Regions from separate parts of the Homo sapiens genome. Here region 2 is linked to region 1. A link is an interaction called in ENCODE POLR2A ChIA-PET data of the cell type or tissue named here. Cell type or tissue: Caco-2. All regions are shown on one strand. Links, peaks and the distances in the headings refer to the core of each region. The heading gives the core; the rest is flanking DNA. Region 1 overlaps RAE1 (ribonucleic acid export 1). Region 2 has its middle 9.9 kb from the start of PCK1.

Evidence for each region. ChIA-PET counts read pairs that join two places held together with the same protein. Peaks named below come from ENCODE experiments on the same cell type or tissue, not always from the same donor. Only the 100,000 strongest peaks of a DNase experiment are listed, where the experiment ranks them.
Region 2: POLR2A ChIA-PET joins it to region 1 with 6 read pairs; 2 of 35 experiments call an interaction of 5 or more read pairs at or near these places.

Annotation. Positions count from the first base shown.
Region 1 is chr20:57,373,212-57,378,584 of GRCh38, reverse strand. It overlaps RAE1 (ribonucleic acid export 1), which reads right to left. Exons shown (of 12, transcript NM_003610.4): 9 at 5,004-5,110; 10 at 4,847-4,922; 11 at 3,784-3,978; 12 at 1-572. The coding sequence ends at 486. LOC124904938 (a long non-coding RNA gene) reads left to right here. Exons shown (of 2, transcript XR_007067671.1): 1 at 1-1,033; 2 at 1,408-2,345. Among named protein-coding and RNA genes, the nearest start is that of RBM38, 15 kb to the left of the region's middle. RefSeq lists an enhancer at 3,108-4,105. In Caco-2, for the core only: no CTCF peak of the experiment used is centred there; DNase peaks (open chromatin) are centred at 2,848 and 3,580.
Region 2 is chr20:57,568,348-57,573,720 of GRCh38, reverse strand. No RefSeq gene overlaps it. Among named protein-coding and RNA genes, the nearest start is that of PCK1, 9.9 kb to the right of the region's middle. RefSeq lists an enhancer at 4,534-5,034. In Caco-2, for the core only: no CTCF peak of the experiment used is centred there; no DNase peak of the experiment used is centred there.

The sequences.
Region 1 (5,373 bases), core at 374-5,373:
AGGTTGCCGCATTTCCCAGAGGGTGTCTGAAATCTCAACTCAAAACCCCACGCTGATGCTGGGCAGGACGCATGTTCCTGAGGTTACGGGGTGGGCAAGGGGAGAAAAGGACAAAGGAAGCTCGGGAAGCAATCTGCAAAAGACTTTATTACAAAATACAGCACGGGGCTCACAGACGCTTTTCCAATATTCTCTAACACGTACACTGAAGCGCTGCAAAATCCCTGGCGGTGCCCGCAATCTAACGTCTACAATAACCTCAACCCCCTTAGTTACAGAAAAACTCTGCAACAGGCAGTGGAATGGAGAGACGGCAAGTCGCCGCGGACGCCTGGGCTCTCAGCTGCTGAACAATGACATCGTTTTCTCCAGGGGTTGAAATCCATGTCCATGGCTGACAACCCAACAAGGCTGGGACCCAAATTCGTACAGAGATGAGGCAGAGTGGAGAGAAACAACTCTGGCTGAGCCAGAGTCTCCAGCCACTACTTCTTATTCCTGGGCTTTAGCTCTTCGGCTGCATTACGCAGGAAAATGTAATTTTTTTTCTGGGGATTATAAAATTCATGTCCCTAAAGAGAGCAAAAAACACCAATGATCTTATTATTCAAAAGAAAGTTAGCATTTGTAGGTGCTTTTTCTAGGTGAAGTCCTGTGCTACAATACTGGAAACATATAATCTCTCAGAGAAATAAAACAACAAAGATAAAGTCAAATGCGAAGCAGAACTTCAGTCCTCAGAGAAAGGCCTAAGGATGTGGTTGGTACCAGTGTGTCATCAATGTCCTACTGAGAGAGTCTGTGAGTAGGAACCTGTGAGTTCCTTTTCAACACTGAGCCCCCTTTTAACACCCCAGGACTTTAACGCCAGGATAACTGCCTTGGGTCCCTTGGTCAGAATTAGTTCTGACCTGAGAATGCTTCACAGAAAGGAGGACATCTGACCTGCGGGGTATCATGGGGATGAAGGAGGACACCCCGCCCCACATGGAAGGAGCAACAGACACGGAGCACAGCAGAGGCATGAACGGTGGTGAGTGAGCCAGAGGCGTGTGCGGAGGTGTGCACGTCTGCCCGGGCCCACACCGGAGGGGATGCAGGGCTATACAGCATCGAAAGACCCCCGAAATCAGGATGAGGCCAGACTACAGGGCTGTGAATGGCAGAGGGAGGCCTTTGAACGTTATTCCCCAGGGAAAAGGAGGCTGTAGGCAGGTCAGTGATGTGATCACATTTAAGTTTTAAGAAGAGAGGTGAGTGGGGTGGGCCAGGCAGATGATCCGGAAGAAAGACAGCAGGCAGGAGCCGCAGGTGGGCCAAAGGACTGGAAGAGGGAGGTGGGGCATGGCGCTGGGTGCACTCTGTCACCTGTACTCTGATGACACATTTTTATTCTCTTCCCAACAGGCATGCCAAGAAAGCTCTAGAAGTTTTGCTCAACAGTGACCACTAATTCTCATAATATACAAAGTGTAGTTTTTCTGAACAGTAACTCAAGCAGCAAGCTAATAACATCAATCATATGTGATCATGACTTTGCACTGGAGATAACTGTCCTTGAACTAAGAACAATGAAAAACCCCTGAAGCAAATTTCTCTTTTAAACTAAAAAGATGCTAATTTATGTAACCCCCACAATAAGCTGACATTAACTGCTTAAATGAATGAGATTTTACTTCAATTTTTAAACAGCACTCAAAGCAATTACCTTTCTCACTGCTTTCAATTTACTACATTTTTTAACGCGTATAACGTATAGAGTCCCGCGTCATTTAAGTTAAAATGCAGAATTTTGATGCAGCTGCTGGGATGAGTATGCAAAGAGGAGATTCAATGAAGAGCCCGATGTGGGAGCTGAGGCCTCGGGCTCCACGCACGCCACAGCCTGTCCACCCCCAGCCAGGCAGAACCAAAAAAGTACACTCTTGTCACAAAACTGAGTGCATGGCTTACACAGGTGAATGGATAAACAAATGGCACACCCCACCCGGGAATACTACCCAGCACTGAAAAGTAACGGACAAGTGATTCACTCAACAGCATGGGTGAATTTCAAAATCCTTATGCTGAGGGAAAGAAGCTGGGGCGAGGGGAAAATGTAGCGTAGGGCTCCACTTATATAAAATTCTAGAAAATTCAGACTAGTCCATAATGCCAGAAAACAGATCCATGGTTTTGTGTGTGCGTAAGGGAAGATTACAGTAATATACACAAAAACCTTTCGGGGAGATGACTATGGTGATAGTTTCATGGGTATTTACAGATGTTGAAACTGATCAAATTGTACACTTTAAACAATGACTGTATTTCAATTGTACCTCAATAAAGTTGCTTTAAAAAAAGAACACAGCTTCATGGCTCACACAGCAAACCCTCAAACAGGGAAACACAGAAGCAGCAGCAGGCCTGGAGGGGTCAGAGGGATGGAAGGCAATCAGCTGGACTTCTGTGTCTAAGTTCGGGGCCTCAGGGAGACTCAGGTGCAGCCACGCTCCTGAGACTGGGAAATACTAAAGGTGGAGCGGGCAGGGCCCGAACCAAGGGACGTCTCCAGTCACTGGCTTGTGTGGCAGCAGGTGTCTTGGGAATGCAAAGCGCTGTTTAGAGCCCTGTGGTGGCCCCCCAGGCTGAGATAGCGGGGGGCCAGCAAGGCAAGAGGGGCAGGAGACAGGAGCTGGCAGGAGGACAGGAACCACAGCCCAAAGCAGAATAAACCAGGACATGGCCAAGAAGCAGGGAGGAGAGCTGTATGGAACAGGAAGGGACGGGTGAGTGACCGGCACAGACAGAAAGGAAGCTTCTGGACTGGATGAGGAGGACGTGGCCACAGGGACTCTGAGTACAGCTGCAAGAGGCCAGAAAGTACCTGGCAGTGGACTGAGGAGGGGCCAGAGCACAGGGAACCAAGAGGGTAGGTGCTGACACCACTCTCTCGATAGCCTTAATATACATGGAAATGGTTCCTCGAGCCTTCCATGCTTAGACAGAGGGGAGGAGCTGGTGGACGGGGACAGAAGACAGTGGGAGAAGGCCCAGAAAAGAGCCATGAGGGTGGAAGGAGACGGGGTCAGCGCAGGCAGACATGAGGTGAGCGGGAAAGACACTGCAGGCCACTGGAAGCCCCTCCTATGTGAAGCAGGTGACCTCCCCATCGGAAGCCAGGGCAGGGTAGGGAAAAGTCTAGAAGGCTGTTGTGGGCAAAGGGCAGAGTGGGGTGGGAGGAGAATGATGAAAACCACAAATACAATGATGACAACCTCTCCAGAAGAGCTGAGCAGTGGAGAAACACGCAGGCTGGTTGAAAGCCAACACACTTCCCATGGGGTTGGGCAGAGTACCCGAGTCTACACATTTCACCATCATGCCCAAAGGCCTCAAAAATGCAGCCCCACTCCTGCCAGCTCCTAACTCCCCCTGCCCAAACCACCAGCCAACCAAGCAACCAACAGCACCCAGGCGAAAGCTCCATGACCCGCCCTGCCACCCCCTTCATAAAGTGCAGCCCCCGGCTTGCCTGTGCTTCTGTGCCCAGGAACAGAGCAGCCCGTAATGGCTCACACTGGCCGAGCACTTCCTGTGTGCTGGGTTCTGGCCAAAGGCTGTACTGAATCCCCACAACCATTTGAGGAAGTCCTGCAATTTCCCCTTACAGGGAGGGGACGGTGACCTGCCCAAGGACACACGTGAGTCCTGAGAAGAGTCACAACTCAGGCCTAGGCCTTCTGAACCCAGAGCCTGGCTCTGCTGCCTTGGAGCACCCAGAGCAGGCCCGGGAGTTCTCACCTTTGACCAGTCGTAGCTGGAAGCGTATGCAAATATGTTTCCATTGTGATTGAAACAGCAAGCTGAGATGGGCTGATCTAACTGTTCCGAAGTTTTTAGTTTTGTTCTGGCATCTTTGTCCCAGAAGCTGAATCTACCATCAGATCCCACAGTTGCAAGGGTGCCATGAACAGGATGGAACGCGATTCCATTTACCTGCAAGGATTGACATGCACAATGAGAAGCCAGGCAGAGGGGCGCAGAGAAGGTTCCACCCACGCACACTTCCTGCTTGAGTTAGGAAACAAAGCGCACAGGTACATTTCCTTCCAGCTGCTGCCCGCTGATAGCAAGAGAAACTATCCAGGCTTCCTCCATCAAATGCCAGCCCAGAACCCAATCTTGCCTCCTGTGAGGGCTGCACACCAGAGAAAGTGAGCATGTGGACAGCAAGAAACAAGGAGCAGACCTCAGGAAAATGTTTCTTTTGAGCAAACAGATTTCTCAGTCTGAGCTGTGGGTGTGAACTGTCTACCAGCGCTCCTGAGGGAGGGAGAAGACTCTCGGCAAAACATCCTAAGCTTATGTTCAGAAACAAATACACAACACTGCTAGTTAGGCGGCACGTTAACACAGAAAACAAGGCCAAGTGCGGTGGCTCACGCCTGTAATCCCAGCACTTTGGGAGGCCGAGGCGGGCAAATCACAAGGTCAGGAGTTCGAGACCAGCCTGGCCAATATGGTGAAACGCCGTCTCTACTAAAAATACAAAAATTAGCTGGGCGCCTGTAGTCCCAACTACTTGGGAGGCTGAGGCAGGAGAATCGCTTGAACCCAGGAGGCGGAGGTTGCAGTGAGGTGATATCACGCCACTGCACTCCAGCCTGGGCGACAGAGCGACTCCGTCTCAAAAACAACAACAAAAATCCACAGAAACCTGAAGCCTACAGCATAAGCCACTTATCTCCGGACATGAACACACAAGCTCTTCAGTGATGAGTCTTTTCTGATCCCACAATTCCTCAGCCACCTCCAAGTCTGGTTTCCAGATGTATTACCACGGTTAAAGTGTCTAAAAACGTACCGCATAAATGTCCTGAGGAGCTGAAGTGTTGGTTCCATTAGATCGATGACATTTAAAGGTGAAGTTATCTTTGGCGCTGAAAGACAAAGGTTCATGTAAGTCTTCCTTTGTTAAAAAAAGTCCAGTGAAATCTGCAAGCTGACAGAGTCACACTTACGGGTTCGGGGGGTTGATATAGTGAATAGCAACTCTCCCCTCGATACTTCCCAGGGCAAAACCAGTAGGCTTGTTCTGTTTGTCTTTAAAAATAGCCACACACCGATGCTACAGTTAAAATAAAAAAGAGACATAATCACAGCATAATATAAGATTTCATGACTAACGTGAAGGTAAGTCATTTTTACCCCATGTTTAGGTTTTAGAAGAACCAGAAAAAATCACTCAAATATGATACAGCAGTAAGCATTGCTTTCTAACTCCTTAGTAACTCCATCTAAGCAGTGAGTTTATGACCCAACTGCACACCCTGTGCTCCTCCCCCGCCCCCGCTGCTCGCTCTCCCTCTGCCACCCTGCAAGGCCGCGTTC
Region 2 (5,373 bases), core at 52-5,051, 200 kb before region 1:
ATTTAATTCTGCCATGCTGATTTATTGTGCTTCTGCCCGAGGAAAACAGAAAATGAGTAACTCCACTTTCTCTCTCCCTCTCTCTTTAAGACTGACTTCGCAGCAGCGTCCTCCTGTCCCCTTTGCCTGCAGCCTGTTGAAAAAAATAAAAAAGAAAAAGGCAATCCGGCATGCTTGGCTGAGCCCCCACCCCTCCTGCCCACAGTTCCCTCCAACTTGATGTTCAATTTCCCTGGGTCGAGAAGAAGCAGTCTGATGATCCGAGTTAATTCAAAATGTAAATTTCATCTCCTATCGGCTAATGGCTCTGAGCTCCACTTTACATAACAGGGGAGCAGCTGCTGAGTGAGTCACCGGCCCCCCGGCTCCCCGGTCTCCGTCCTTAATGGTGATGAACCCTCGTTGAGGCTTCAAACAGACAGCCACAGCCTCCGCACCCATGGAGGCCAGACCTGAGTTCTATTAACCAGGGGAACTATGGGGCAGGGGACTAATGCCAACCCCAAGGGCTAGGCTCAGCCCAGGAGGCTCCAACTGGGCTAGACTGGTCTCCCAGGGCCAGTCTTGGGCGGCCCAGGCTCATGTGTCCGCTCACCTAGATTTGAGAGCCTTGGCCTTGGCAGAGAATTTCACGAGCTCTTCCAGCTTCCACTGGGTGCAAGGAGCTATCTTCACCCGTCCCTGAAAAATAGCCTTGAACCCTCCAGAGGTTGGCAACTGGCATGGCAGACAAGGTCTTCCAGATGCTGGCTTCCCTGGGATGAGGGTCCTCATGCTGCCCTCTGGGCCATAGAACAGGTACCCTCTCATCTCCCTGGGAGAAGCCAGGAGCTTCTCTTAAAGATAGATCGATATCTTGAGGTCTGAGCTAAACCCCTCACACATGCCCCTAAAGACAAACAACCAGCAGCAGGTTGGGGATTTCTAGCTGACTTTTGAGGCCTATGGATGAACCAGGCTTTGGGCCAGAATGGAGGGGACCTGGGGTTATACCTATGAGTCTGAGCCTTGTGTTCCCCACTGTCCTTTCCCAGATCAACTCAGAAGCAGGTGGGGATAGATGGTGTCATCAAGTGGGGCAATAGGGGATCCCGGTAGTGGGATTTCAGGCACACTGCTGAGCTACAGTGAACTACTTGGGGAGGAATCATTCTCATCGTGTCTCATGAAGTCAGCCGCGCTCTCTGCCTTGTCACTCTCCCCACGCCTGGACCTGGGCTCACTAAATCCTAATTCTAAGGGTCCCACCGAAGAACCATGTGACTCCAACCTCATGGCAGGGAAGGCTTCCAGGGACCAAGGCAGAGTGCTCATTGTACAGCTGGGGAAACAGGCTCAGAGATGAAGGGACTGTCTTCAGGCCACACCAGAAGCTTAGCGTTGTAGTGAATACTTCCATTCCAGAGATTTCTGCTGCTAGGGAGAGGGGAGAAGGAAATAGGACCCCTCCTGCCATATTGGAGCCTCTGGGTCCAGGGCCCCTGCCCTGTGTCTAGACCCTCCCCTATGCAGTGACACGAGCCAAACCCTCCCTGCAGCTGTCTAAGCAGTTTGTGTGGGTTTCCTGATGGGCTGAGAGGCTGGGGTGGGGTTCTTGGTCTCCTGACTCAATGCCAGTGGGGTCAGCCTAGAAGTTGAGGCTCCTGGTGGCTCCCACTCTCCCACCTGCTAGCCAAGTAACTTTTGCAGGTCTTTGCCCCCTGTGGCCTCAGTTTCACATCCAGTTGCTGGTGACATGACATAATTTTATGGTACTTGTGGTAGTTTTAGGAGGATCATTGGCCTGGCATTAAATGACGTTGAATCCATAAGGAGAAAGTCCATCCTTTTTCCATTTTTTTTTTACTCCTCCAGATTCAAAGGACAGAGTCTCAGTGGGGTGCACACACCTCTTCCTTCCTCAGCTCTCTTTTCAACATGGTGAATGCAGGCCTCTAACTCAGAATCTTTGGTATATTTTGTCTTGGTTATATTATTCTTCTACTTACAACTTTATGGAGCTGTAACTTACATATCATAAAACCCACCCATTTCTGGCCGGGCACGGTGGCTTACGCCTGTAATCCCAGCACTTTGGGAGGCTGAGACGGGCAGATCACGAGGTCAGGAGATTGAGACCATCCTGGCTAACATGGTGAAACCCCGTCTCTACTAAAAATACAAAAAATTAGCCGGGTGTGGTGGCGGGCGCCTGTAGTCCCAGCTACTCGGGAGGCTGAGGCAGGAGAATGGCGTGAACCCGGGAGGCGGAGCTTGCAGTGAGCCGAGATCGCACCACTGCACTCCAGCCTGGGAGACAGAGTGAGAATCCGTCCCAACAACAAAACAAACAAACAAACAAACAAACAAAAAAAACCCTAGCCATTTCAAATGCATAATTTAATGCTTTTTCATATACTCACAGGATTCTGGAAACTCTACTACAATCTAACTTTGGAATATTTTCATTACCCCCCACAAAACACCCTGCAGCTGTCGGGGGTCAGGGGTCAGCAGTCCCTCCCCACTGCTTCCTCCCCTGACCCCCGGCAACTCCTAAACTACTTTCTGTCTCTACAGGCTTCCCTATTCCAGACGCTTCATATCAACGGACTCATGCAATACAGGGGTCTTGTGTGGCCAGTTTCTTTCACTTCGCATTGTGTTTCTGTGGTTACCTTAGCAAGGAACACTGGTTTTGGATTCAGTTGGGATCTGATGTCTTTTTAAGCAAATCTCTTTCAATCTACTAATATTTTTCCACTTCAGTGAATGAATCGTTGGCTCAAGTTACCAGCTGTCCGTGGAGCGTGGAATGTGTGTTGGGCATTTGGAAGATAGCCCTAATCCTCAGGGAGGATCCGCGAGGCCCCACACCAGTGGTCCTCTGATTCTGGGACCTTTCCACACCCTCCTCTCTCCCACAGACAACCTCTCCCCAAGTTCCTTTCTTCGTTCTCCCTGTGAAGAGACAGGGGCCAGAGAAAAGTCTCTGCAAACAGTCTCTCTATTGAAAAAGCTCTGAAGGGCAGCTGCAGGCTGGGCCCTCCTCTGCAGGCATTCTGTCCGGAAGTAGCATCAACAACGAGTTTAATTATGCAATTAGAGTAATTTTCCCAGGCTGAACAAATATTTACAGCATATTTTGCTGCAAATTGCCTCGCCTGGAGAGGAGTTTTGCCATTCAGACTGGTGAACATTCACATTTACATATCCCTTTACCAAGGGGCTCACAGACGAAACAGCTCTGAGGCGGCCCAGGCTGTGTAGGCCCAGCACCCCCAGGAATAAGTGTCCAGTGCAAAGACGCAAGCAGGTGTCAACAAGGCATATGTGTTCCTGGTCCCACTACGGTGCTACTGTGGACCAAATGACGTCCGCCGCTCCTCTGTGGCATCCCTAAATCCCGGCTCTGCAGCATCAGAGAAACCTCTGAGCTCTATCGTGGAGCTAAGAGAGGGCCCAGATTGTAGAGAGAATATGGTGCGTGGAAACAGTTCTGTAACAATCAGTCCCGCATCGATCCGGTGCCGGCCACTCTTCCTGGAATCTGCCCAGTGGTCCCGGGAGCGGGGCCTTCACAAGTGCCTGTGTTTTGAACCCCTCTCAAAGGTCCACGCTATGCTGAGCTTCCTGTGTGAGGAGGAGCAGAAAATCTCCAGACAAAACTTCAGGAAAGCAGAAACAAGTTTATCTGCTTGAGAACCCATCTGAAATTCATCTCTGTCTCAAGCCCCCATTTCATCCCGTGGAAGAAACTTTACCTTAGATCACTGGGGTAAAGTCAGTTCATTCAGGGTTTTCTCAATTTGGGGGCACCCCCTGCCTCTGCCAAGCTCCCCTTTTTGCAGCAAAGTTCTGTAGCCTGAATGATGTGGTGAAAATATGAATGAGGCAACTCAGTTCTCCCAATCAAACAACCCAGGACCCAGCTGCTACTGTTACCATTGTATGGTATTTTTAAAGTTTTTTTTTCTAAGCATAAATGTACAAATACTCGATACCCTTTCATTATCTACCTTCACAGGTGAAGCCGGTGGCAAATATTGCATGTCAATAACTTATCTTTTGCAGAGTCATTTTAAATGGCTGCCTAGTTGTCTGTTCTCAAAAGGACTACAATTTCTTTTAAGTAATCTCCTATTGTTGGGCATTTAGGTTGGTTCCTAATTTTTGGCCATGATAAACAACTCCATAATGAGCATCCTTGCAACTAAATCTGTGCAGACTTTCATGATTTTTCCCTTAGGACACATTTCTTAAATATAGAATTCCTGGACCCAAACTCTGAGTCTTCTGCTAAAATGTTTGAGAAGGGTGAAGGTGGCTCCCTACAGGGATGGGCTCGCCATACGAAGAGAAAAAAATGCTTCTGATATTCCTGATTGACTTCGCTCTTCAGCTCCTTTTCCTGAAATGCACAGTGAAAGTAGGAGTTGTGGAGGCTGCACAGAGGACAGATTTCGACTCCAGAGCCACAGCCGGTCATCAGTGGGACAGCCGGCTTGGTGGGGAGCGACCTCCCATACCCCGGAGAGGTGGAGTGAAATAAAAATGAGAACAACCGCCCCCACCAGGCCCAGCTGTGTGCCAAGTCCCTGGCTGGCATCATCTCATTGGAGCTTTTCAACAACCCCCTGAAGAAAGTAATCATCACTCCCATTTTACAGTTGAGGAACCTGAGGCTCAGCATTTCGTGCAATCACCTAAGGGCATACTTCCAGGGAGATGTAGGGCCTCGGCTCACACGCAGACCCTCCTGACTGCAGATTCGGCACTGCGCTGGGCTAGTTTATTTCATCCTTATCGAACTCCACCAGAGGTAATATGACCCCAGTGGCACAGAGGAGACAGAAGAAGACCCCACTGGCCAGCGGCAGAGCTCTGCTGTGTTCAAGGTTGTCAGTGTTTACTGCCCCCAGGGAAGGAAAAAGGGCAGGAGGGAGGAAGCAGGTGGCCAGCTCTTTCCCATAGATGAATTCATCGCTGCAATTGCTAAAGGTGAGGACAAAGCAAAAGCTGCTCCCCTGGCTCGGTGCCCTCTGGCAGGGCTGCAGGTCAAGGGAGCTCAACAGGGCCCATGACCTGCGGTCTTACAGCCAAAACCGTGCACTCTGGAAGGTGCATGCTGTTGGCATCCAGAGGGCCGAGTGAGCAGCCCGGGGGTGTCCAGGTTAGGGTGGGTCCCCAGGGAGAGGGAGAGAAGAGAAAGAGCCCTGTAACTCCTGACTCCCAAGTGTGCCCCGGCCCCACCTAGCCACCCCGCCTGCCTACCTGTCAGTGCCCCCTAAGTGACTCGACTGGGAATAAGGGCAGGTTTGTTGTCCTGGTTCAACATTTGCTGTGTAACTATTGTTTTCTGGTCTTTAACCCAGACTGCAACACAGCTTCCTG